2 separate regions of the Homo sapiens genome follow, and region 2 is linked to region 1. A link is an interaction called in ENCODE POLR2A ChIA-PET data of the cell type or tissue named here. Cell type or tissue: GM12878. All regions are shown on one strand. Links, peaks and the distances in the headings refer to the core of each region. The heading gives the core; the rest is flanking DNA. Region 1 holds the start of CCDC167 (coiled-coil domain containing 167). Region 2 overlaps ZFAND3 (zinc finger AN1-type containing 3).

Region 1 (12,122 bases), core at 3,540-8,539:
GTAACACTCACCGTGAAGTCAGTGAGACCAAGAACCCACCTGAAGGAACCAACTCCAGACACAGGATTACAGGCCTGAGCCACCGTGCCCGACTTTGTTTTTTTTTAATTAAATAGGCAAGAATACAAAATAACAGAGTGCATTACAGGAGGTAAAGGTACTTACTGTGAAACTTTGGTTTTGGTTTCATGGGTAACTGGGCCATGGTATAAAATACATTTTTTTATCGTAGGGTCACAGTCAAAACATTTCAAAGGCCGTGGGTCTATGGTGTACAGTATAGTACGATTACAACAATGTAAAATACTGTGTGTGAGGCCAAGCCTGGGAGGAATAAACAGAAGCAAAGAGGAACTGATAAAGTTGGTAGAATAAAGGATGCTGCTTCTCAGTTATATGTTTTCTGTGATGTTTGTAGGTTGTTCTTACAATAAAACAAACCAAAAAAAAAAAAAAAAAGAAGTCAAGACACAAAGGAGAAATAACAATAGAGGGCCATTATCAGATTCCATTGGCCGAGAAGCTCAAGGCTCCAGCACCGGCCTTGAAGGATGGACAGACTTTGAATGGGGGGCGTGGCCTAAACAGGGACGGGGTTGTTGCTGAAACACAAAACACACTGAAAGAGAACATGGGGTTAAAAAAGGCTCTCAGTGATGCAAAGCGGCTTAAAACTGGGGAAGAAAGGGGCAGGTCTACTCCCGGGCTGTACATTCTGCCTCCCTGTACCGACTTTTCCACCCTCCACCCATCTAGGCTGAGGTCTCAAGCTAGAGGTTGCCCCTCATAAACATGTCCGCACCAAGCCGGCCGCGCCCCTCAACAAGATGGCGACGGCAGCAGCCCCACCTCCCGCTGACTCGGTGGCCAATGAGGGAGAAGCACGAAGACTTGAGCATGCGCACATAGCGACTTGGTGGGCGCGTCCAGTGATGACTGGGGGATCCCGGCAAGTAACATGACTAAAAAGAAGCGGGAGAATCTGGGCGTCGCTCTAGAGGTGAGGGGAAAAGTGGGGGTTGGGCCACCTCGTTAGTTGCCTTCTCCTGGCCGCGGGATAAGGGATAGGCTGGGCTATAGATAGGAGGAGGAGCCAAGCGTAGGATGAGAGGGCGACGCGGTTTGGGGAGAGGGACGGGAGGGGTGAGAAGGCCCACGGGGTTCCCGGAGGACAGGGAGCCCGAGGAGGTGCCGGATGGGCGAACCAGACTCTCTGGAGAGGGCATCTCCAGAGAGGAAGAGACATGGAAGTGAAGGGGAGCCCCAAAGACGGCCTGGCATAGAAGTGAGGGAACTCAAAGCGGGGGACACAGAACAAAAGGGATGGGTACAGAGGTGAGGGAGACCCCAGAGAAATAGGGACCTGTAGAATCTAAGGAGAACTCCCAAAGGGCTAGGACTCAAAGATGAGGGAGCCCATTCTGGTGTATATTATTAATGGTTTAAATATCCTCTAAAAGGGGAAATTTTTCCTCCGGAGTATGGAAGCTTGTACCTTCAAAATTACTTTGGGAATATGTAAAGAGAATTCTGGAATTGGTGATGTCACTGAATGGCTTAAAAATAATTTGCTGCATATAGAAGGGAAAGAAAACATACATACTGAGCAACCGCTATGTGCTACTTTCATTGCATTGTTAATCCTCACTGCAAGCCTGTGAGGTTTGTACAGATGAGGAAATTGAGGTTCCAGGTGGAACCCAGGCTGAGATGGTGGAAGTGGTGGAGCCTGGGAATCAAGCACAGGTGGTCTTCCTGGAAATTCATCTTGCTTCCCCTGTTTTCCTTCCCTTAGGGCATCCTCCCGGAGGTTGCAGGAGAGGTACAGGGTCATAGTCTTCTTCAGGCTTACTAGTGAGTTCAGTGATTCTCAAACTTTAGCATGCATAGAGTCACAGGGCTTGTTAAAAATGGAGAGTTGAACTCTTCCCACACCCCGAGTAATTCAGTAGGACTTTGATGTGCATTCTTAACAAGGAATCTGCTTTTTTTTTTTTAAGACAGAGTCTCGCTCTGTTGTCCAGGCTGAAGTGCAGTGGCGTGATCTCGGCTCACTGTAAACTCTGCCTTCTGGGTTCAAGCGATTCTCGTGCCTCAGCCTCCCGAGTAGCTGGGATTACAGGCACGTGCCACCATGCCTGGCTAATTTTTGTATTTTTGTAGAGACGGGGTTTCACCGTGTTGGCCAGGCTGGTCTTGAACTCTTGACCTCAAGTGATCTGCCCGCCCGCCTTAGCCTCCCAAAGTGCTGGGATTACAGGCATGAGCCACCACAGCCGGCCAGAATCTGCATTTTTTTTTTTTTTACAAGCCACACACACCCCATGGTGATGTGGGTAGTTTTAGTGGCATCCCTTGAGAAATATTGGCCCACTTGGTAGGAAAAAGGTTGATGGAAATGTGAAGAGGATGGTTTATGAGTGGTGACTGAGATGGTACTTTGTGGCGGGAAGAACATAGACTTTGTAACCTGCATTAGGGTACAATAAGCTGCAGTAACAGAGAAACTCCAAAACTCAGTGGCTTCAAGAACAAGAAAGTGAGTTTTTTTCTAACAGGCTAGAGCAAGGGGCAGGAGATGTCTGCAAATGGTCAGATAGTAACTATTTTAGAAGAGACATGGTCTCTTCTAGAGAGCCAAATGGTCTGGGTTGCAACTACAGTTGATCCTCATTATTCACAGATTCCACATTTGCGAATTTCCCTAATGGCTAAAATGTATTTGTAACCCCAAAATCAGTACTCACAGTGCTTTTGTGGCAAATGCAAAGCAGTGGGAAAAAAATTGAGTCGCTCGCAGTCCATGTTCTCAGCTAAAGTTGAACAGGTGATGATGCCCTGCCTTGTTTCAGCTGTCCTACTGTAAACAAGGGTCCTTATTGTGTTCTATTTAGTGCCCTGTTTTTGTTTTGTTTTGTTTTTTTCATTCTCATGTTTTTTATTGGTATTTCGCTGTGTTTTGCTTTTGAGACAGAATCTCACTCTCGCCCAGGCTGGAGTGTAGTGGTGCACTCTTGGCTCTGCAACCTCCACCTCCCATTCAAGTGTTCACCCCCACCTTCCCCCGACACAGCCTCTCTAGTAGCCAGGATTAGACCACCACCACATCCGGCTAATTTTTGTATTTTTGGTAAAGACGGGGGTCTTGCCATGTCGGCCAGGCTGGTCTCGAACTCCTGACCTTAGGTGATCTGCCCACCTCGGCCTCCCAAAGTGCTGGGATTAGAGGTGTGAGCCACTGCCTGATTTTGCTGTTTAAAGTGCCCCCGATCCCCGACCCCCGACCCCAAGCATAGGGCTGAAGTGCTGTCTGGCATTCCTAAATCCAAGAAGGCTGTGATGTGTTGTAGAAGAAAACAGGTTTTTTAGATAAACTGTTCAGGCATGATATAACTCATGATGTAACAGCACGTATAGTGCTGTTGGTTGTGAGTCCAGTGTTAATGAATCAACAATATATATTGAATAAGGTCACTTTAAACAGAATCACACATGAAACAAGGTTGCAAAAATGTTGTGTCCATAGGCTTGCAGGAACCTCACCTGGTTTGGTATTTGCTAATTCAATATTAGAGGCAACTTTATAGGACATAGCTACCAGGAACAACAAGAACCAACTGTATTCAGGCTAAGGTAGGAGTATGTAAATGAAGGAATATGTAAATAAGTGGGTGTGTCAGTGTTCCACTAAAGCTTTATCTGCAAGAACAGTCCTTAGACCATTTGGCCACAGGGCTTAGTTGCCAACTCCTGGTCTAGAGTACCAGGTCTATGGTGGTTCTGCCAGATTCCCTTCCTCTGTGGCTTCACCATCTCTTGAGATCTTGTCACCTTATCAGTGGAACCGGGGCATACCCCACTGATGTGTCCACCGGCAGAGAAAGAGGAGAATGGAGGAAGCACACCCACTGTCCTGGGCCCAAACTGTCCACTTTCCATTGGCAAGAACTAAAACCCCACCTGACTGCAAGGGATCAGGGAAATGCGTTCACCAGTCAGGAGGCCACATAGCCAGCTACTGTTTGCTTACTATGGAGGAAGAGACCAGTGTGTTTTCACAGACAGCCTGTAGTCTCACTACAGATGGCACCTCACCTCACAGTGTGGTTGTGAGGATTAAATGAGACATTGCGTTAAGTGCCCAGCACGTGCCTGGCACCGGATTGGTAATCAATACATGGTAGCTCCAGCCTTTGTATTTCTTTTGCATCCTTCCACCATGGCTAAGTCAAACTCGTTCTTGGGCATTCGTTCACTCATCTATAACATGAAGGACTTGAATTTCACCAGGGGTTACAAACTCCTTGACTATGGCCCAAATACAGATCACAGATGTCTTCTGTTTGGCTGACAGACTTTTAAGTTTTTATTTTATTTTATTTTATTTTTAGACAGGGTCTTGCTCTGTTGCCCAGGCTGTAGTGCAGCGGCATGATCTCAGCTCACTGCAGCCTCCAGCCTCCCGGGTTCAAGCAATTCTCGTGCCTTAGCCTCCCGAGAAGCTGAGACTACAGGCGTGCACCACCATGCCCAGCTAAGTTTTGTATTTTTAGTAGAGACGGGGTTTCACCATGTTGGCCAGCTGGTCTTGAACTCCTGACCTCAAGTGATCCGCCCGCCTCGGCCTCCCAAAGTGCTGGGATTACAGGCGTGAGCCACCACACTCGGCCGGATTTTTACGTTTTTAAACTTGGTGGGGCATGTATTCTCCAAGTGCCTTATACTGGGGCAGATTCCATTGTTTTACCCTCTCCATACCACGGTAGATGTTTATATTTGCTATCTTGGTCCCTAAGTTTACTTTTTGCTTGGATATTCGAAGATTTGACATCTGTAACCGTGTGCCTTGGAAAAAGCCTGACATCTGGCTGGCTGTCTCCCCACCTTGCTTCTCAGTTGCCCCCAGCGGGTCTGAGTATTGAATGTGCACTGATGCTCAGTAGCAGTAGATATTGTCCTCTTATTAAAAGTTGTGTGCTCAGAGCCAATGAAGTGGTGATTTAATCAAAAATGTTTGTTAATCTGACGAGTGCAATAAAACCCCCACAAGTGAGTGATCTCAGCACCTGCAAACAGTCTCCACTTGTAATGAAGCAATTACCAAGCAGGCAGCACTCACCCTTAGGGCTGGCTTGGGCCAGCTGTATAAGCAGCCACCTCTTAGGACAACCAGGGCACCCTCTAGCCTCCCCCTCAAAGTGGTTCCTTTTGAGGTCTTTTTATCCAATTCATTTGCCACCATATGAGATCTCAGAGTTGGAAAAAACTGTGAGTTTTAGCTTCTGAGATTTCATTCTTAATAAGAAAAGAAAATTATAGTTCAAATGAGAAATCACCCACCCAGTACTGATTTTAATGTTGTGTGGGAGGAAGGAAAGGTTGAATTTCAGTCTAAACTGATAGGAGAATTTTGACTGATGTAAAACCTGTTTGTGTTTTCGGATCTCTGATGGTAATGAGCTGTTCCTTTGTCATTGCACTTTTCTTTTGTAGCTGGACTGTTCAAACTGGTGTCTTTAGATGTTTCAGTGACCAGTTGGTCTTGAGTTAACAGATGTGTGGTGTCTTAGCCGGTATCCTAAAGTGGATAACTTGGTTGGATCTGACCCCTAGTACAGAAAGTTTATCAGTTTGGAAAGCTTTTGGCTACAAGTTATAGAAAACTGACCTCAATGATTTAAGCAAATGGGAGTAGACTTTTCCCCTTATAGAAATTTGTAGGGGCCAGGTGCAGTGGCTCACGCCTGTAATCCCAGTATTTTGGGAGGCTGAGGCAGGTGCATCATTTGAGGTCAGGAGTTCGAGACCAGCCTGACCAACATGGTGAAACACCATCTCTACTAAAAATACAAAAATTAGCCAGGAGTGGTGGTACACGCCTGTAATCCCAGCTACTCGGGAGGCTGAGGCAGGAGAATTGCTTGAACCCAGGAGGTGGAGGTTGCAGTGAGCCAAGATCGTGCCACTGCACTCCAGTCTGGGCAACAGAGACCCCGTCTCAAAAAAAAAAAAAAAATTTGTAGGTAGGTGGCTACTGGCATTGGTTCAAAAGCTTAGCTATGTCAGAGTTGGTATTTCTGCATTCTCTTCACTGTTTCCTCATGGTCACAATATAGCTGCCACAGCTCCAGTCTAATATTCAACTTTAACTCAGGAAGGAGGAGGAAGGAACAACACTGTCCCTTTTATCAACAAAGCATAAGCTTCCCCAGGAGTCTCCTAGCTGACTTCTGGAACGTCTCATTGGCCAGAACTGGGTCATGAGCAAGCCTAGCTGCAGTGAGGTTGGGAGAGCATCTGCTGAGCTTTTCCACCTTCTGGAGTAGAGGTGGGCAAAGGAGCAGGGGTGGGGAGTCGGTGTTGTGTTGGCCAGTTGACAGTATCTGCTGTAAGGAATAAATGCTAATGGGAGTCATTGAAAATTCACTGGAATCCTTACCAGAAAAAGAGGGCAGGATCGGCTGGGTGCGGTGGCTCACGCCTGTAATCCCAACACTTTGGGAGGCCCAGGCGGGCGGATCACCTGAGGTCACGAGTTCGAGACCAGCCTGACCAACGTGGAGAAACCCCATCTACTAAAAATACAAAATTAGCCAGGCATGGGGGTACATGCCTGTAATCCCAGCTACTCGGGAGGCTGAGGCAGGAGAATCGCTTGAACCTGGGAGGTGGAGGTTGCGGTGAGCCGAGATGGTGCCATCGCACTCTAGCCTGGGCAACAAGAGGGAAACTTCGTCTCAAAAAAAAAAAAAAAAAAAAAAAAAAGGCAGGATCACTGACCATGAGAAGTGGTAGGCTGAGGGGAGAGAATGGCCTAGGCCAGGAAGAGCACCGGAAGGCTTGACGCTTGTGGTTATTTGTATGGTGCCAGCCACTGCAGTAGCCTCCGTGGGGCAGGGCAGGCAGAAGCACCAAGTGTGGCTGAAGACGGTCTCCGCTCTGGAGCAGGCTGTGCACAGGGCTCAGGGGAACCTCCCACTTTCCTGAGACAAGGGCTAGGAGCAGGTGAGTGGACTGTCAATAAATATTTGCTGAACTGGCTCGATTGGCAGGAGGAGGCATTGAACCTTCCACCCTGACGTCTGGGCCCAGTTGAGTGGAGGTCACAGTAGAGCAGGCGGTTAGACGCCACCTTGCTGGGACCCTGAACCCCAAGCCAGGGGCTGGGAGAAAGGCTCGCAGCACGCAGAGGACTGTTCAGGGGCCGCTGACCATTAAATGAGCCTCACCTGCTGCCAGGCGAGAGCGACAGGTCGCCATTGGGCAGGTGATTTCTCGCGGCAGCCTACATCTGGCTCTGCGCCACTTGACGGGGGTCAGGAGACTAAAACCTCATTACCTAGCGCGGCTGGATGGCGGCGTGTGTGGAGTGGCTGTCTGCCAGCATCTTAATTAATGAATTCATAAGGCTCGGGGTGGATGCCAGTTCTTGAAAAGTGCTTTGAGCCTTTCAGCGATGAACAAGCTTTTGCTAGTTTATCAAAAAATAGATATCGGGGGGAAAGAAGACAAAACAAACCCCACACCACCTTCCGGCCCAGGGACAGCTGGCATCTTCGGGCGCGGACTGGCTCGGGCGCTAACTTGCAAGGCTGGCTCGGCCTCCGTCTCCTCGCGGGAAGGCGTCGGGACTCGCGTGGGCTGCAGCGGTTCCCTCGCCTTTCTGACCTGGCATGGGGGTGTGTCCAGGCGAGCGACAAGCCCCTAGGCTCTCCCTGCTCTTCCTGAAAATTGTTCATTGATTAAAAACTGGGAAGGTCTGCCGTCTTCAGCTGCACAACCTGCGAGAGAAATCCTTACAGGGCCTGTTGATGTGGGGAGCCATGGGCGGAGGTTTTTCTGCCCCCACAGAGCTCTGTGAGCCGCCTCCACAGAAAAACATCCCTTAAACGATGTGGGGATAATGGGCCCCTTGGGGTTTGAGGCTTGTCACCTGGAAAATTGAGGCCTAAGAACCCCGTGTGACTTGCTGTGGAGCCTGAAGGCTCCAAATGGAAAGCCCCTGCACTCTTGCCAGAGACCATCTGGGCAGGCACTTGGCTGCTTTACCCATTATAATAAATGTCCTGGGGTCTCCTGACGTGTGAAAATGAGTGAATTTTCAAAAATCCAGTTCCCAGGCTGCTGGGGCTGGAGATGAAACAGCTGACACCACTCTCCAGGCTGTGAATTAGCAAGTGAAAGGGAAGGCTTCGGTACTGCTGGGGAAAGAAGGGTTTATCAGGCCCAAGTAGCCCACCTTTTTCCGTCTCCAAACTGGATCTGTTTTGTGTGAATTTTGGAGGATGCTTTGACAGTCGAGGTGATCTGGGGCAAAATGCCTGGGATGTTTGTGAAGCTCATTGAGTTGGCCCAGTGTAAGGGCAGACGCTGGGCTCCTGTCTCCTCTGTCTCAACAAACAAATTTCAATGAGGGCTTTCCCTCACAGAGAGTATCTGTTATGTAGACAGAAACTGAGCAGAGCCTTGTACAAGATTATTCCGAGTAGAGAATCTGTTGAAGCCAGATCAGCAAGCTTAGATGGGCTTCAGCTGGGATGTGGAATGACTGTTCTGCAGAACTCTTGTCATGAATGTTTTCATGAGGGATTTTGGAGAAAGAGCTTGAAGTGGTGGAAAGAGCATAAGCCCTGAAGCAGAAAAACCCAGATTCAGGCTTCAATTCTGCCCCTTCCCAGTTACACGACCTTGGGCAAGGTGCTGAAAACCTCTGCAAGGGAGCTTGCACCTCTGTAAGATGGAGATGGGCCCTTCCTTGCAGGGCGGTTGCAGACACAGGAAGCTGCCCACAACCTGCCCAGCTCCAGGGGTAAGGTGTGGAGGTTGTGCCCAGGAGCTAGGAGTCCCTCAGAGCTGATGAGCGCTGCCTTCTCCATGTGGCATGGTGGTTAAGGGCACAGACGTGGCTGCCCAGCTCCCGGACTTAATGCCTGTGTGACCCTGGACAGTTACCTATGTCTGAGTCCCCTCATCTGTCAAATGTGGATGCTGATAATACTGCCCACCTCACAGGGTTCTTGCGAGCATTATGTGAGTTAATCGGTGTAAAGCATGTAGGTCAGTGCCTGGCACACAGCACAGACTACAGAAGTGTTGCTGCTGCTGTCACTGTTGTGGTTCCATTTTGCTGGGACTTTTGGTTTCCAGAGGCTGCTTACACTCATGCTGTCATGCAGACACTGGAGACTCTGTGACTTGGCTCGGCTCAGCTACCCTGGCACCACGCTCTTTATTGGAAGGTCTGAGTGCCCAGTAAGGACCTGTCCAGCCAGGTGCAGTGTATGCCCCATTACCACTGCCTGACCCTGTAGCAAACCTGTCACTCGCTGGCCAGAAGCTCCCAAGAGTAAAGCCGGAGAGACAGCAAACAGCTTCCTAAATCAGAAAGCAGAGTGGCCTGTGTAGCCCAGCACCAGGCCCCGGGGGTGCCTTCTGCCCTTTCCCAGAAACAGGTCTGGCCCTAGACAGTGGTTCATTAGGGAGTGGGCAGAGAGCCACCTCCCCGGCTGTCTAGATGCTCTGTGGGAACACCATTCAGTAGGAGAATAGAGTGAACGGTAGCCTGTGGCTCGAACTGTCTCGTGCTTGTTGGCAGAAAAGCTGCATATGAGGCCCCCAACAGCAGCTAGCCGTGGAGCTGGCACCCCATCAGCTGACCTGGCCAGGATGCTGGGGCAGTTATCTGTGCATGAGCTGGCACGAAATTCCCTGCCCCCAGTGAGGCCTCCGTGGGGCTCTGATTCTGAGAGGGCCTACACTCCTGAAAAGATGCCTCGCGGGGATTTCACACGAATTTTACAGTTTCTCTTAACACAGTGGTTTTATGGCATATAGGACCCCAGGGAGACTTCCTTAAAGCTCCCAGAATAAGGTGATATTCCCCAAGTCAGGCTGCAGAGGGGAGTTTGCTTATCTGCCTGGGGGCTGCTGAACTCCAGGCCCGGGTGCTTGGAGCTGCATCTGTCTGATGGGCTCTCAGGGAGGCTGCAGGAAGAGTCCCTGCCCCTGCCGCTGGGCATGAAGAAGCCCTTTCTGCTCTTGGCACCTGCCAGCAGGATTGACGGCCCTACTTGGCTAGGGCCTTGTCCCCAGCACCCCTCAGGCCTACAACACAGCCTCTGCAGCCTTGACTGCTGGGCTGACTTTAGATCTTCTCATTCTTCTGCACAGAACACCCCCTCTGTGGAGGGCCTTTGGTCTCATGGGTCTCCTCGCTGAGCTCACTCCTTCACCCAGCAGGCCTCAATTCCCTGCCCCAGGCTCTGATACTGAGAAGCAGCAGTTCTCAGTAATTTAGGCAGCATCACTACGGGGCTTTTCTGTTAAAAGAACGGACTTGTTGGGTCCCACTCCCTAAGGCCTCCCCTGGGGCCTTTCCCACCTGTCTACCTGAGGGATGCTCCTTCTCCATTCCCTGCCTCATATGCCTCTTTTTCCTTCCTCCTCCCCTCTTCCTTTGTGCTCTGTGTCTCCCCTGCCTAGGCAGACTCCCCAGCCATCCCCCCAGGCAGTTTTTAGCCACTGCTGGTCTCTGGGTAAAGAACAGACTTTCCCCAGGACACCCTTCACACTCTCCAACCTGTTCCTTGGGCCCCTGGACCGCTCACACAGGGCTTCACACAGCGCCTCCCCAGGGCTCAGGCTGGGCCAGATGCCAGGAAGCAGTGTGCTGGCTGACAGTGGGTTCATACCATCGCCTCTCTTACTTCCTGGGGTCCCCAAAGCCCCTGCAGATCGCAGCCCTGTGCCCCCTGCTGACTCATCTCAGTGACTGGGACACAGTGCTTTTTCCCCATGTAAAAATTGACCTTGGTTTTCTGAGTGTAAATATAATGCACGGGTGGTTCTTAATGTTATTGTACAGCAGGGGGCACCTGCTCTCTGCCCCCACACTGTGCCGTCTAGGTCTCTGCCTTGGCTGTCTCTACTTTGCCGGTCACAGTCACAGCCGTAAGTGCTGCCCCCTGATAGCTCCAGGCAAGTCCTGGCCCCTGAGCCAGGCATGCCTCTTCCTGCCAGCTGGCCCTACTATGCAGCCTGTCGGGCAGGAGTCCTGGGAGCCCCTGTGGCCTTCAGAGTATAACTTTCCCTTCCTACTGGGCTTGGTGGGATCCCTTCCACGGGGCCTCTTCAGGCTGCCTAGAACCATGGTGTGAGTGAGCCCTGGCTCTGGCTGCTGGGCCTCACCTGCTGTTCCACATTTCCTCAGATGCCCACTGATGCCCAGACCGCCCCCAGGCTGTTCCACCTTGGACATGGCTCCAGGCCTCTCACGCTAGGATTCTACCAGGTGCCATGTCTGCAACCTGGCCCTGGCTCCAGAGGCCCACCCCAGCTTTGTCCCAGGGAAGGATCGCAAGGTTCCCACCATGCCATGTCTGGAGTAAGCGGAGCGAGCTGGCCTGTGGCCTGTTGTTGTTCTGACATCTACCCTGGGGGCCCTCCCTGCTGAACCTCTTCATGGACTGGGAATGGCCACATCCAAGGTAGAGGGGCCCTCCTCCCTGCACTGCCAGTCAGCAACTCATGGAGATTCCTCTCCACCTCACACCCCTGCTGTTTTTTTTTGTTTGTTTGTTTGTTTTTGAGATAGAGTCTCGCTCTGTCACCCAGGCTGGAGTGCAGTGGTGCCATCTCGGCTCACTGCAGCCTCCACCCCCTGGGTTCAAGCAATTCTTCTGCCTCAGCCTCCTGAGTAGCTGGGACTACAGGCGTGCGCCACCACGCCTGGCTAATTTTTGTATTTTTAGTAGAGACAGAGTTTCACCATGTTGGCCAGGATGGTCTGGATCTCCTGACCTCGTGATCCGCCCACCTTGGTCTCCCAAGGTGCTGGAATTACAGGCGTGAGCCACCATGCCCAGCCACACCCCTGCTTCTATCACCTTCTCTTACTCTTGCCATGGACTAACCAGGTTTTCTTTTATTCTCCAAAGATCTAGTGCAAACCACTCTCTGATAATAAAGATAGCAAACACTTACTGAACTCTGACCATGTAAAGCATGTTCTGGGCATCTTACCTGTTGGCTCCATGTCATCCTCACAAAACTCTTTGAAATATGAAATGTGGTTATCTTTGTTTTACACGTGAGTCAACTGAGCACAGAACTAAGGGAGTTGC
Region 2 (12,122 bases), core at 3,211-8,210, 430 kb before region 1:
AAATTAATAACAAGTCCCTAGCTAGCCACCACTCCCCCCTCAACAAAATAAAAATTAAAAAAAAAAAACAAAAATATAAACACTTGGTTTTTATTTTTATTTTTTACCTGTAAATTAGCCAATGTTTGCTTTTATTTATTGCGTATATTAGCAGCTTATATAGCAGCAAGTTCAGAAACATTATAAAATGCCCAGAAGATGGTATGGGAGTCAATTTAAACCACATGATTACCACATTCCCTCTTTTCATACAGAAAAATATATGAAGTTATCACAAATACTTCGTAAATGGGTAAAACTTTCTCCTCATATACACAGTCATTTATCTCTATAACATTAGCTGAACTTTGATCTTTCCTATTTCAGATCCTAATCACATTATGACCTTCTTGTTTAAAATTCTTTCTTCAGATACGCCAATCAAATTAGTTTTCATGTCCTTTCATCCATTAATAATAGCTACAATTCACTGAATACTAACTTGGATGGGCATTTCGCATACATTATCTTATTAATCGTCCCAACATCACTAAGATGGGTATTACCATATTGTTTTGCTTTTAAAACGCACTTTTAAAAAAATCACATTAGCATTTCTGTAACAAGGAAATACCTTAGAATTGGTTACAAGCGATGAATAATTTAACCCGTTTATGCCAGAGGTTGGAATTTTTTGAATTTTTGCAGTGAGACCAGGGCAATGACCTTGAGCAGGATATAAATAATTCCCACATGCTTAGTGTTCCAATAATGGAACACTATGTTACCCCTTCCTCTGCCAAGGCATTATTCAACTTAGAAGGGGGTCTTAGAAATCAAAGACATACAGTCTCATCCCCATTACATAGGTGGGCAGACTGTTCTAGGTCACAAAGCTAGGAACTACAGAAAAATATCTGACCTTGGGTGTAAGCTATCTCCAAAGGCCAACCCAACATCCTTTGTTCACAACACAGCACCTGACAGCACAGCACCCTAGGGACTACATGGTGGGCAATCAATAATGACTTTTCTGGCCAGGCACGGTGGCTCACGCCTGTTATCCTAACACTACAGAAGGCTGAGGGGTGGGCGGAATGCCTGAGCTCAGGAGTTCAAGACCAGCCTGGGCAACATGACAAAACCCCATGTCTACTAAAAATAGAAAAAATTAGCTGGGAGAGGTGGCACACGTCTGTAGCTACTTGGGAGGCTGAGACACAAGAATCGCTTGAACCCAGGAAGCGGAGGTTGCAGTGAGCTGAGATCACACCACTGCACTCCAGCCTGGGCAACAGAGCAAGACTCTGTCTCCAAAAAATAGTAATAATAAATAATAATGACTTTTCTGTTACATTCATCTCACCGCTGCTTCCCTTCCTGATCCTCTCCCAAGCGGACTCATTCTTAACAGCTCTTCCTTCCAAAGACCTCCTGGAGTGCTCTACGTTAGGCAAGCTGACCTATTTAAAACTTCATTCCTCAGCAACTCCATTCCCAAGATTTGAGCCTTTGACCAGAACTGCCCCTAAAAATAGAATAAGCCAACCTTCTTTTGCCCTCTTTACTATGTTTTACAATTAAAGCAAGCCTCCCTCAGGAAGTATTCTCTGATGCTGATTGTTTGCCCCATGTGCTGGAACCAAAGACCTAACAGCAATTGTCACAAGATGGGGGAAAGGGGGTCATTATTTCTTTCCCAAAAAAGATGCTGTCAACAAGTAGATATTCCTTTAGAATCCTGCTTAATATAAACACAACAGCAATGAGGAAAATTGAGTATCAACAAGTGAATAAGATGAGTAAAAAGATAAAGAGATGTGTTAATGGTAGCATCTAACATTTATTACATGCCTATAATGTGGCAGGCACAATACCAGATACCTTCAACCCCATTTTACCATTGAGAAAACAGAGGTCCCAAGAGGGTATGTAACTTGCCGAAGATTACAGAACTAGTAAGTGAATTAATCTGGTCTAATTCCAACACCTGTATTCTATTCATCATGCCAAACTTCGGCCTCTGCCCCAATATAGAAGCTGAGGGGCATATACCAGTCCAGAACCAGCACTCTGGTGGTTTGTGAGAATGTCTATGGAAATCAAGTCAGTTCCCTGAGAAAGTAAAGCTTCTCATCTAGAAGAAGCACAACTTCTGCTCTCCCTGACCCTGCAGGCATATAGGAAAACAACCCAAGATTCCCAGTCATTTCAGTTCCAACGCAAGGAAGAAGTGAGAATGAAGAAAATCCTACATGCCTGTTTTAACTAACTGAACTTGAACTAGAGGCGCCTCTCCATCCTAAAGAGATGACTAGTATGGATGCAGTATACACACATCTGTAGTTTGCAGAACATTCTCTATTGTTGGAATATTGGGATTGTCCCCTCCCCTCTCATCTCCACTCAACTTCTCTGAAGGGGCCAGAATTCCCTGCCAGAGAATCAGGCGCCCTTCTGATGCGGTCACTATCTCTTGTCCACGCAATGCCACAAAAAGCCAGATATAACTCATATAACTTCTGCTACTCCCAATTGCCCAGCAGGAATCATGGAAAGCCTTCAGAGGATAACTTGGCAACCAGTGTGCCAGTTTTAACATCTGAGTTTCAGAAACCTGGTTTAAAAAAATGGCAAAATGGCCTTTTTCTCAGAGTCCCTTGATCTCTCTTCAGATAATTTATGTATTTAAAATGCCTACCATACCTATGTATTACCTAAATGACATCCATTCCACATTCTGGATAGAAATTTTTCAGCAACATGGTTGTCAATCAGGTTATAAAAGAAATAATATAACTACTGATATTATTACTCAAAACAGAGATGTTTTAAATCTAAAATAAACCAGACTTTGGCTACCGAAATAATGGTCATTCTAAACAATGCCAGCTTGGATCACATGGGTCAAGAACACTGAATCCAAAAGAACTGGCAGAGACTTCCGGGAACTTTGATCCTTTCTCATGTTGAACATGGGAAACTTGAAGCTAATCACAGGCATACAACTACTCGCTACCTAACAAAAAGCAGTGTAATCAACTTGCATGGTCTTGGAACAGACAACAGAGCTCTCTTTTTGACAGTAAGCATGAAAGGTAAAGTTTCACTGGAGCAGTGAAACTACTCTTATTGAGCTCTCCAATGGGTACCACGTTTCTAAAACCAAGGGGTAGTAGGTTGAATAATGGCTACCAAAAGATATCAAGTCTTAATCCCGAAGTTACCTTACTCAGGGGGTGGAGGGTCCTTTCCAAATTAATTAATGATTTTGAGATGAGATTACCCTGGATTATCCAGGTGAACCCTAAATGACATCACAAGAGAGAGAGGCAAAGAACATTTTTGCAAGGGAGTAGCAAAGGGAATTCAGAAAGACACCCAAAGTAAACAGCCACATGAAGATGGAGGCAGAAGCTGGAGTAACAGGGTTACAAGCCCAGGAATGCTGGGGCAGCCCCCAGAAGCTGGAAGAGGTGAAGAATGGATTCTCCCTCAGAGCCACCTTGGAGGGAAGGAAGCCCTCCCAGATCTTGGACTTCTAGTCTCCAGAACTTTGAGAAAATAAATTTCTATTATTCTGTCACCAACTTTGTGGTAATTTGTTACAATAGCCTCAGAAAACTAATATACAAGGGTTATGTATCTGATCATAGCATATTCCCTCTCAGTAGCATTCAGCTAGATCCATCCTTCTTTCCGGAACACTCTTCACATACCTTCATGTCACTCAAATCCCAGATCAAACAACCCTCTTCCACCACAACTGCTCCCATTTAGCCACCTTTGCTACTGCTCCTCCCCTGCAAAGACCCTTAACTGGAGGTCCAGAAACTCAGTCTTCATTACCTCTACTTTTCATTTGGTAGTGATCTCCCACACTTTCATGGTTTTAAAATACTGTATCTATACACGAAAGATGCAAAAATGTTTACCTTCAATCCCAAATCTCTTTACCTTGCTCCAAACTCACATATCTAACTGCCTATTTGACATCTCAACGTTTGACTCAAACTTAGTATTTCAAATTAGAATTCTCAGTATTTCCCACAAATTTGCCTGACCCATCTTTTCCACTCATATAAATGGGAAACACCTTCTTCCCAGTTGCTCACATCAAAAATCTAGAAACCTTTTTTTTTTTTTTTTGAGATGGAGTGTAGCTCTGTTGCCCAGGCTGGAGTGCAGGAGCATGATCTCAGCTCACTGCAACCTCCGCCTCCTGGGTTCAAGCGATTCTCCGGCCTCAGCCTCCCAGGTAGCTGGGATTACAGGCGCCCGCCACCACGCCCGGCTAATTTTTCTATTTTTTAGTAGAGACAGGTTTTCACCATGTTGGCCAGGCTGCTCTCAAACTCCTGACCTCAGGTGATCCGCCCACCTCGGCCTCCCAAAGTGCTGGGATTACAGGCATGAGCCACCGCGTCCAGCAGAAACCATTTTTGATTCCCGTCCTTCCTGTAGTCTTACAGATACAACACTCAGCAAGATGCATTAGTTCTACTTACAAATAGATCTCAAATCTATGTATTCCTCTCCTTCCTTAATGCTTCTATGATGGCCACCATTAACTCTCACCTAGGCCACTGTAAATAGCTTTTTATTGGTCTTCTCGTTCCCATTCTTGACCCTATACAATGATTTTTCCACATAGCAGCTATGGTCATCTTTTAAAACAAGTTGGAGCGTGTTATTTTCTTGCTTAACACTATCCAACAATTTCCTATTGAGTATAAAATCCAAACTTTTTACCTGGAGAAAGTTTTTAAAAAAAAAAGTCTGGAAGTCTCCTTGTGATCTGACTATGCCTACTTCCCCTCTTGCTCTCTTATCATTCTGCCCCCTCATTCACCACATTTCAACCATGCTTGCCTTTTCTCTGTTCTCTGACTGTGCTGTAGGGCTCATGCCCATGCTGTTCCCTGTACCCCCAAATCACTGTAATGCTGTCTCTTTCTTGTTGCTCATATCCTAGTTCAAACCTCCTCACTGGCCTTCCCTCAACAACCCAATTTATTTTTTTATTTTTTGTTTTTTTGAGACTGGGTCTCATTCTGTTGCCCAGACCAGAGTGCCCAATCATAGCTCACTGCAGCCTTGACCTCCTAGGCTCAAGCCATCCTCCCACTATAGCCTCCCAAGCAGATAAGACTCTAGGCACACATCAGTCCATTATTTTTTGTAAAGATGGTGTCTTACTTTGTTGCCCAGGCTGATCTCAAACTCCTGGGCTCAGGTGATCCTCCCACCTCAGCCTCCCAAAATGCTGGGATTACAGGTGTGAGCTACAACTCCTGTGGCCTGACCACCCAATTTAAATCAGTTCCTCTTCCTGTTTTCTTCTTTCACATCATTCTTTGATATCTCACCACATGCCTGTTTGCCTGCTATCTTTCACCACTAGAATGTAAGTGCCATAAGAGCAAAGACTCCTTTGGTCACTCTTGGTTGGTATTTAACAGGTACCCAATAAATGCTTGTTAAATGAAGAAATAAAATCTCTTTTGAAGGCCTGAACCATTAAAAAAAAAAAAAAAAAAGCACTTAAGTAGATATTTGAAATGTATTTTGTAGAGGTCAAACACCAGCTAGAAGACAGGTTCTCCACAATTCCTGTGGCTGTCAGCCTGTCATCTTTCTGGAGCTCTGTCACAATGCATTACCTATGGCTGGTAGATAACGTCATCCTATGTATCTGGCCATGATCTGTCACTCAGAATATAACAGGTGGCAGACACTTTTAAAAGTTTCTTTCTAATGACACGGAGTGAGAAATCTGCTTAAATTTTTTTCTTTTTCTAATAATGTTTAATAGTATGTTCTGGTTTTGAAAATACATACCCCTTGAACAGAATGTAGAAAAAAAAACAAAAAGTAAAAACTAAAACTCATTTATAATTCCCCAAAATAAGAAATACTTTTTTAGATAGATATCTATAATTCAGAATTTATTATATTTACAGTATTGGTTGTTGTATGGTATGTTCACAGGTGTTCATTTTATTATGCTTCATACCATATATACACATTACATATAGTCATGCACTGCATAATGATACTTTCATCAATGACAGTTCACATACACAACAGAAGTCCCATAAGATTATTATGCAGCCAAAAACTTCCTGTCACCTAATGGCATCATAGCTGTAGTGTTAGAGCAACACAGTAAACAAACCAACTGTGCTGTCAGTCATATAAAAGTCTAGCACATACAGTTATGTATAGTACATAATACTTGATAAAAAATGATAAACATCTATGTGATTGGTTTGTGTATTTACTATACTTTATATCATTATTTTAGACTGTAATTCTTCTACTTACTAAAAAAAGAAGAGGAAGAAGTAGTTGTTAACTGTAAAGCAGCCTTAGGCAGCTCTTTCAGGAGGTATCCAGAAGAAGGCATTGTTATCATGGAGATGACAGCTCCATACCAATTACTACCCCTGAAGACCTTCCAGTGGGAAAAGATGTGGAAGCAGAAGACAGTGATGCTCCTGACTCTGTGCAGGCCTAGGATAATTGTGTGCATGTCTGTGTGCTGGGGCCTAACAAAAAAGCTTTAAAAGCAAAAAATAAAATATTTTTTAAATAAAGGTGCCAGGCCTGGTGGCATGCACCTGTAGTCCCAGCTACTCAGGATGCTGAGAAGGAAGGATCACTTAAGCCCAGGACTTTTGAGTCCAGCCTAGGCAACAGAGTGAGACTCTGTCAATCAATCAATAAAGAAAACTTATAGAATAAGGATATAATGAAAATATTTCTGTGTAACTATACAATGTGTTTGTGTTTTAAGCTAAGTGTGATTACAAAAGAGTCATCAGTTTAAAATTTTTTTAAAGTTTATAAGGTAAAAAAGCTATAGTAAGCTAAAGCTAATTTATTATTAAAGAAAATTTTAAAAATAAACTTAGTGTAGCCTAAGTGTACAGTGCTTATAACATCCACAGTAACATAATGTCCTAGGACCCTCACATTCACTCACTACTCATTCACTGACTCACCCAGAGCAATTTCCAGTCTTGTAAGCTCCATTCATGGTAAGTGCCTGGGACAGGTGTACACTTTTTTATCTTTCATGCCACATTTTTACCACACCTTTTCTATGTTTAGATACACAAATACAACTGCCTACAGTATTCAATATAGTAACATGTTCTACAGGTTTGTAGCCTAGGAGCAACAGGCTATACCATATAGTGTAGGTGTGGAGTAGGCTATACCACCTAGGTTTGTGTAAGGACACTCTATGATGTTCAACATTTGTTTCCACAATGAAACCGACTAACAGCACATTTCTCAGAATATGTCCCCGTCATGAAGCAATGCATGACTATTTTCTTTTGTGTATATACAAAAATTTCATAAAGAAATGCATAATGAAAATCTACAGATATCATTTTTTCAATTTACATTTACATTTAATATTTATCACGCCTTAAATATTCTTCAAAAACATGTGTGTTGCTCTGTGACAATCCATTACATACTAATACTATAATGTAGTCACACTCTTACTACTGTTGGATGTATAATTGTTTTTCCCCAATTTTTCCTATTATAAATATTGCTATAATGAGCATTTTTGGACTTAAATCTTTAATCATAAATCTGTATTTGAATGGCTTTAAGACTGATTCTGAGAAGGAGACCTTACTAGATGAAAAAGTATATTTTGGTAAATATTGCAAAATTACCTTCCAGGTAAGTTCTACATACTATTTTGAATACATCTTTGCCAACAACGTTTTATTTTATTTTATTTTATATTTTATATTTCATTTATGAGACAAGGCCTGGCTCTATTGCCCAGGCTGGAGTGCAGTGGTGTGATCTCGGCTCACTGTGACCTCCGCCTCCTGGGCACAAGCCATCCTCCCACCTTAGCCTCCAAAGTAACTGGGACTACAGGTACATGCCACCACACTCAGCTAATTTTTGTGTGGGTTTGTTTTTTTTTTTTTTTTGCAGAGATGGGGTTTTGCCATGTTGCCCAGGCAGGTCTCTGACTAGTGAGCTCAAGCAATCTACCTGCCTCAGCCACCCAAAGTGCTGCGATTACAGGTATGAGCCACTGCACCTGGCCAACACTGTTGTACTTTTTAATTTTTACTTGATGGCAGAAATGATTATGTTGTTAAATGTTTCTTCTAAATTTTTTTTTCAATTTTGAAGGATATCAATGTTTTAATGACAAATTAGCCTTCATGCTAATTCATCTTGGGGAATTCTAGTAACAGTCCTAATTTCTGGGAATTCTGGAAACATCTTATAATATTTTCCTGACACATACACAAGACTACTATCTCTCCCCACTCAGAGAAACATACACATGCAAAAAACTATTTTAATATAAATATGGAAATAAAAAACAACTCTTTCACCATATCAATGTTCCTCAACAACTTTTTTTTTTTAACCCAACTGGAAGGAAAAACCTAGGGCACAAGAAAAATAGAGAAAAGTATAAAAAAAAACAGTACCAGCACGTAAGTATACCAAGCTCTTCCAGTCCTATGGTCCCTGAACTTCTCTACACTAGACATGTATCATAAAACTAAAAAAATCTAGACTACAAAGAAAGTTCCTTCTTCAGTGAAGGGAGTCAATCTGTAAAAACTGTCACATTTCTAAAAACTAGTCTGTAAAAACACAATCTGTAAAAATTAGTCACATTTCTGAATTCAACCTCTTCTAATAATCCAGACAAAGGAGGAAAGGGGAGGGATGGGTAAGAGGACAAAGAGAAGGAGAAGGCGGCGAGGAGTGGGGTGGTAAAGGAAAGGAAGGGAAAAACAAACCACAATACCTACTACACTCTAAGTCATCCCAGTTTTCTCAGAGGTAAAATTAGAATATTAAAGACTCCTAACAATCTGCTTCCCGCCTCATACACATATAGCCAGAAAAACTAACTTCCTACAGCAGCCAGGAAGCAGCCAACAGCTCTACTAAATCACCACTCTCTACTCACCCTAGGCAAACACGAAAAAGACCAGTTCAAACAGATGACATCCTAGCTGGCAATGACAAAGGAGGCTTTCAGGGGTGCAACCAGCCTGTCCAAACTGTTACACATCACTCTAAATCATTCAGACCATGTCTGCAAATTTTCTTTTTAAGGAAATATTACAATGGAGAAGATGGAGCTGTTAATAAGGGTATTAGTTTCTATAATGTAGCAATATGGATCCTGCTCACTTTAAAAACTAATTTTAATGTAACAATTTAGATTCCAAGTGGGTTACTGTAATTAGCAGTGGTTTTAGCATTTTATGCCCAAATTCAAGGACAGCAGAGCAAAATGCCTCGATTTTTGTGTGTTTCAAGTACTTGCACTAAAAGTTATAGTGTATAGATGTAAAACTAGTCCCATTATCATCTGTGGCCCTGTATATATTACTGAAAGTTTAGTCCAGCACCATCTAACAATTACAGACAAGATGAGGCATGGCCATCAATAAACTAGTCAAAAGAAGAACAAGAAAAATTAAAATATATGAATGAAAGCCCCTGTAGAAAAGGAGAAAAAAAAAAACAATGAAGTGAATTAAAATGCCAAATAATTTTTCCACATAAGAGAAACTTAATGAGGCTATCAACTCTAACACACCCAATATATACAATGATTGCAACTGTCCCACTATATATCCCCAAACATAAGATAAGGTTTTCTTCCCTAAAGTTATCTTTCAGAAAGAAGGAATTGCTTTACAATTAAATCCTTACTTTTGAGGCAGACACCAATTATTTTATACTAAATACTAACAAGGGCCAAAAAAAAAAAAAAAAAAAAAGCTTCAAAAAAAACCTGGAAGTGAGAAAGAGAAATCCAAGTATGCAGTCATGCCCAGGGAAAGGAATGGTGTTTGGGATTTCAAAAGAGGAATGTAGAGTCCCAGTCCCAGAGGCATCTCTCCAGTTAGTCTGTGAAATGGCTGAGACAGTGAAGTTCTCATCACTAGTCAGGGACACTGAGGTATGGAAGGATGTCAAGCCAACTCTAATATTGGATACTTTGTCATGGTTACAACAACAAACTAGTTTTATAAAAAGGGGAGGATTCGGTTTTAAACACAGATTTAATACTTATTTCTGGAGAGTGATTACAAATAGTAGCTGCCATTGAAGAAGGCCTCTGAAGATCTTCTAGAAAGCAATGCAGTAACAGCCTTGAAATGTGAGGAAGATCATAAATGACGTCAAGATGATGACAACTCTCCTAATGTTACATGAATGAATTCTTGTGGCTTGGGATAAATTTTCCAGTGACTGCAACATTTACAGATTTTAAAGTGCTTTATCTCAAACAACTTGGAGGCTAAAAAAAAAAATGAATGTGATATTCTCTGAAAAACCATGGTCAATAACTTTTAAAACGGCTTGGTAAATATTAAATAATAATTTGGTAAATATTGAAGTCTGATGTCTGTGCAGACATGGAGAATTTAAATCTGTTCATAACTAGGAAAAGTAACATTTTAAAATTTATATTACGAGCATATACAAATTACATATAATTTTATATAATCCATGACCTTTAAATATGCATGTGCAGTTACCATCAGGACAAAATGGGTGAACATATATATAAGATCTCTCAGCCCGGCGCGGTGGCTCACGCCTGTAATCCCAGCACTTTGGGAGGCCAAGGCAGATCATGAGGTGAGGAGATTCAGACCACCCTGGCCAACATGGTGAAACCCCGTCTCTACTAAAAATACAAAAATTAGCTGGGCGTGGTAGCGCATGCCTGTAATCCCAGCTACTCGGGAGGCTGAGGCAGGAGAATCACCTGAACCAGAGAGTCGGAGGTTGCAGTGAGCCAAGATTGCGCCACTGCACTCCAGCCTGGGCAACAGAGCGAGACTCCGTCTCAAAAAAAAAAAAAAAAAAAAGGCATTTTTCATGTTTTGAAAACACACAGAAAACTTCCCAACCATCTAGTACAAGAGCAAGTATCTGAGAATTAAACTGAGAATGACAAATTTAAGAGAGATAACAATAAGGTATTATCTGACCTTATTTTTCTTCTGGCTAACAATGTTGCTTTTGAAAATAGGTGGGGTTGGGAGAACAACAACATTTATGGAGCTCAGAGTACTTTTTCCCAAAGTGTGTCAAAATAATTAAATATTCACCTGTCCTACCCAAGTGCCAAATATTTTTGCTTCATCCACTCATCCACTCTCATTAAGATAATTCAGGCTTACAGAGAGAGGCTCTGATTTATCCATATTTATGGTAAATTAAATCAAAGGCATGATAATTTTAATGAAAGATGAAAAGTAACCTAAAGTATTATTATTAGATCTTTCCTTGTCAGAAAATGAGACATAAACCTGGGAGATAATAGAGTTACAAGGGTTCAAACTACAAGGTTAAACAGGCTAGCAAGGAAGCTGTATGGCTGAGAAAGAAAAGCACAAGGTACTTCTAGAAGCTGGAGGATATCCAGGAAAAGACATCTACACAGGCCAGGCGCAGTGGCTCACGCCTGTAATCCTCGCACTTTGGGAGGCTGAGGCAGGTGGATCACAAGGTCAGGAGATCGAGACCATCCTGGCTAATATGGTGAAACCCCATCTCTACTAAAAATACAAAAAATTAGCCAGCGTGGTGGTGGGTGCCTGTAGTCCCAGCTACTTGCGAGGCTGAGGCAAGAGAATGACGTGAACCCGTGAGGCAGAGCTTGCAGTGAGCCGAGATCACACCACTGCACTCCAGCCTGGGCAACAGAGCGAGACTCCATATCAAAAAAACAAAAACAAAACAAAACAAAAAAAGACTTCTACACGATGCAACATTTCTGTTCATGTCATTCAGGTAAGATAAAAATACCGACAGAACATCTACAAAATATGGAGGAGGAGAAAGCAATATCTAGCAATATGCACATATAAGAAAAATTTTAATGTATACATAATGTCACTGACATATTTTTTAAATGTCATTTGTACTTCAACATCTTTCATTTGTTCAAATTCCAAACATTTTATACCTTACATCAATCTACTAGGCCATTCTCAGGGAGTTTGTGAAAGAGTCAGGATACCACACCTACGACGAAACTAGATAAGGAATGGTTGAAAGGTGACAGCAGAAAATAAACTGCTTTCCTTATTCCCAGTCCAATGCTC

Evidence for each region. ChIA-PET counts read pairs that join two places held together with the same protein. Peaks named below come from ENCODE experiments on the same cell type or tissue, not always from the same donor. Only the 100,000 strongest peaks of a DNase experiment are listed, where the experiment ranks them.
Region 2: POLR2A ChIA-PET joins it to region 1 with 8 read pairs; 2 of 35 experiments call an interaction of 5 or more read pairs at or near these places.

The regions. Positions count from the first base shown.
Region 1 is chr6:37,488,700-37,500,821 of GRCh38, reverse strand. It overlaps CCDC167 (coiled-coil domain containing 167), which reads left to right and starts at 929. Exons shown (of 4, transcript NM_138493.3): 1 at 929-1,000. The coding sequence starts at 959. RefSeq lists enhancers at 737-936, 10,788-10,847, 10,854-11,699. In GM12878, for the core only: no CTCF peak of the experiment used is centred there; no DNase peak of the experiment used is centred there; H3K4me3 peaks cover 637 bases; H3K27ac peaks cover 3,112 bases.
Region 2 is chr6:37,917,710-37,929,831 of GRCh38, reverse strand. The region is part of intron 1 of ZFAND3 (zinc finger AN1-type containing 3); the gene reads right to left. Among named protein-coding and RNA genes, the nearest start is that of ZFAND3, 100 kb to the right of the region's middle. RefSeq lists an enhancer at 694-1,195 and a silencer at 5,222-5,291. In GM12878, for the core only: no CTCF peak of the experiment used is centred there; a DNase peak (open chromatin) is centred at 5,341.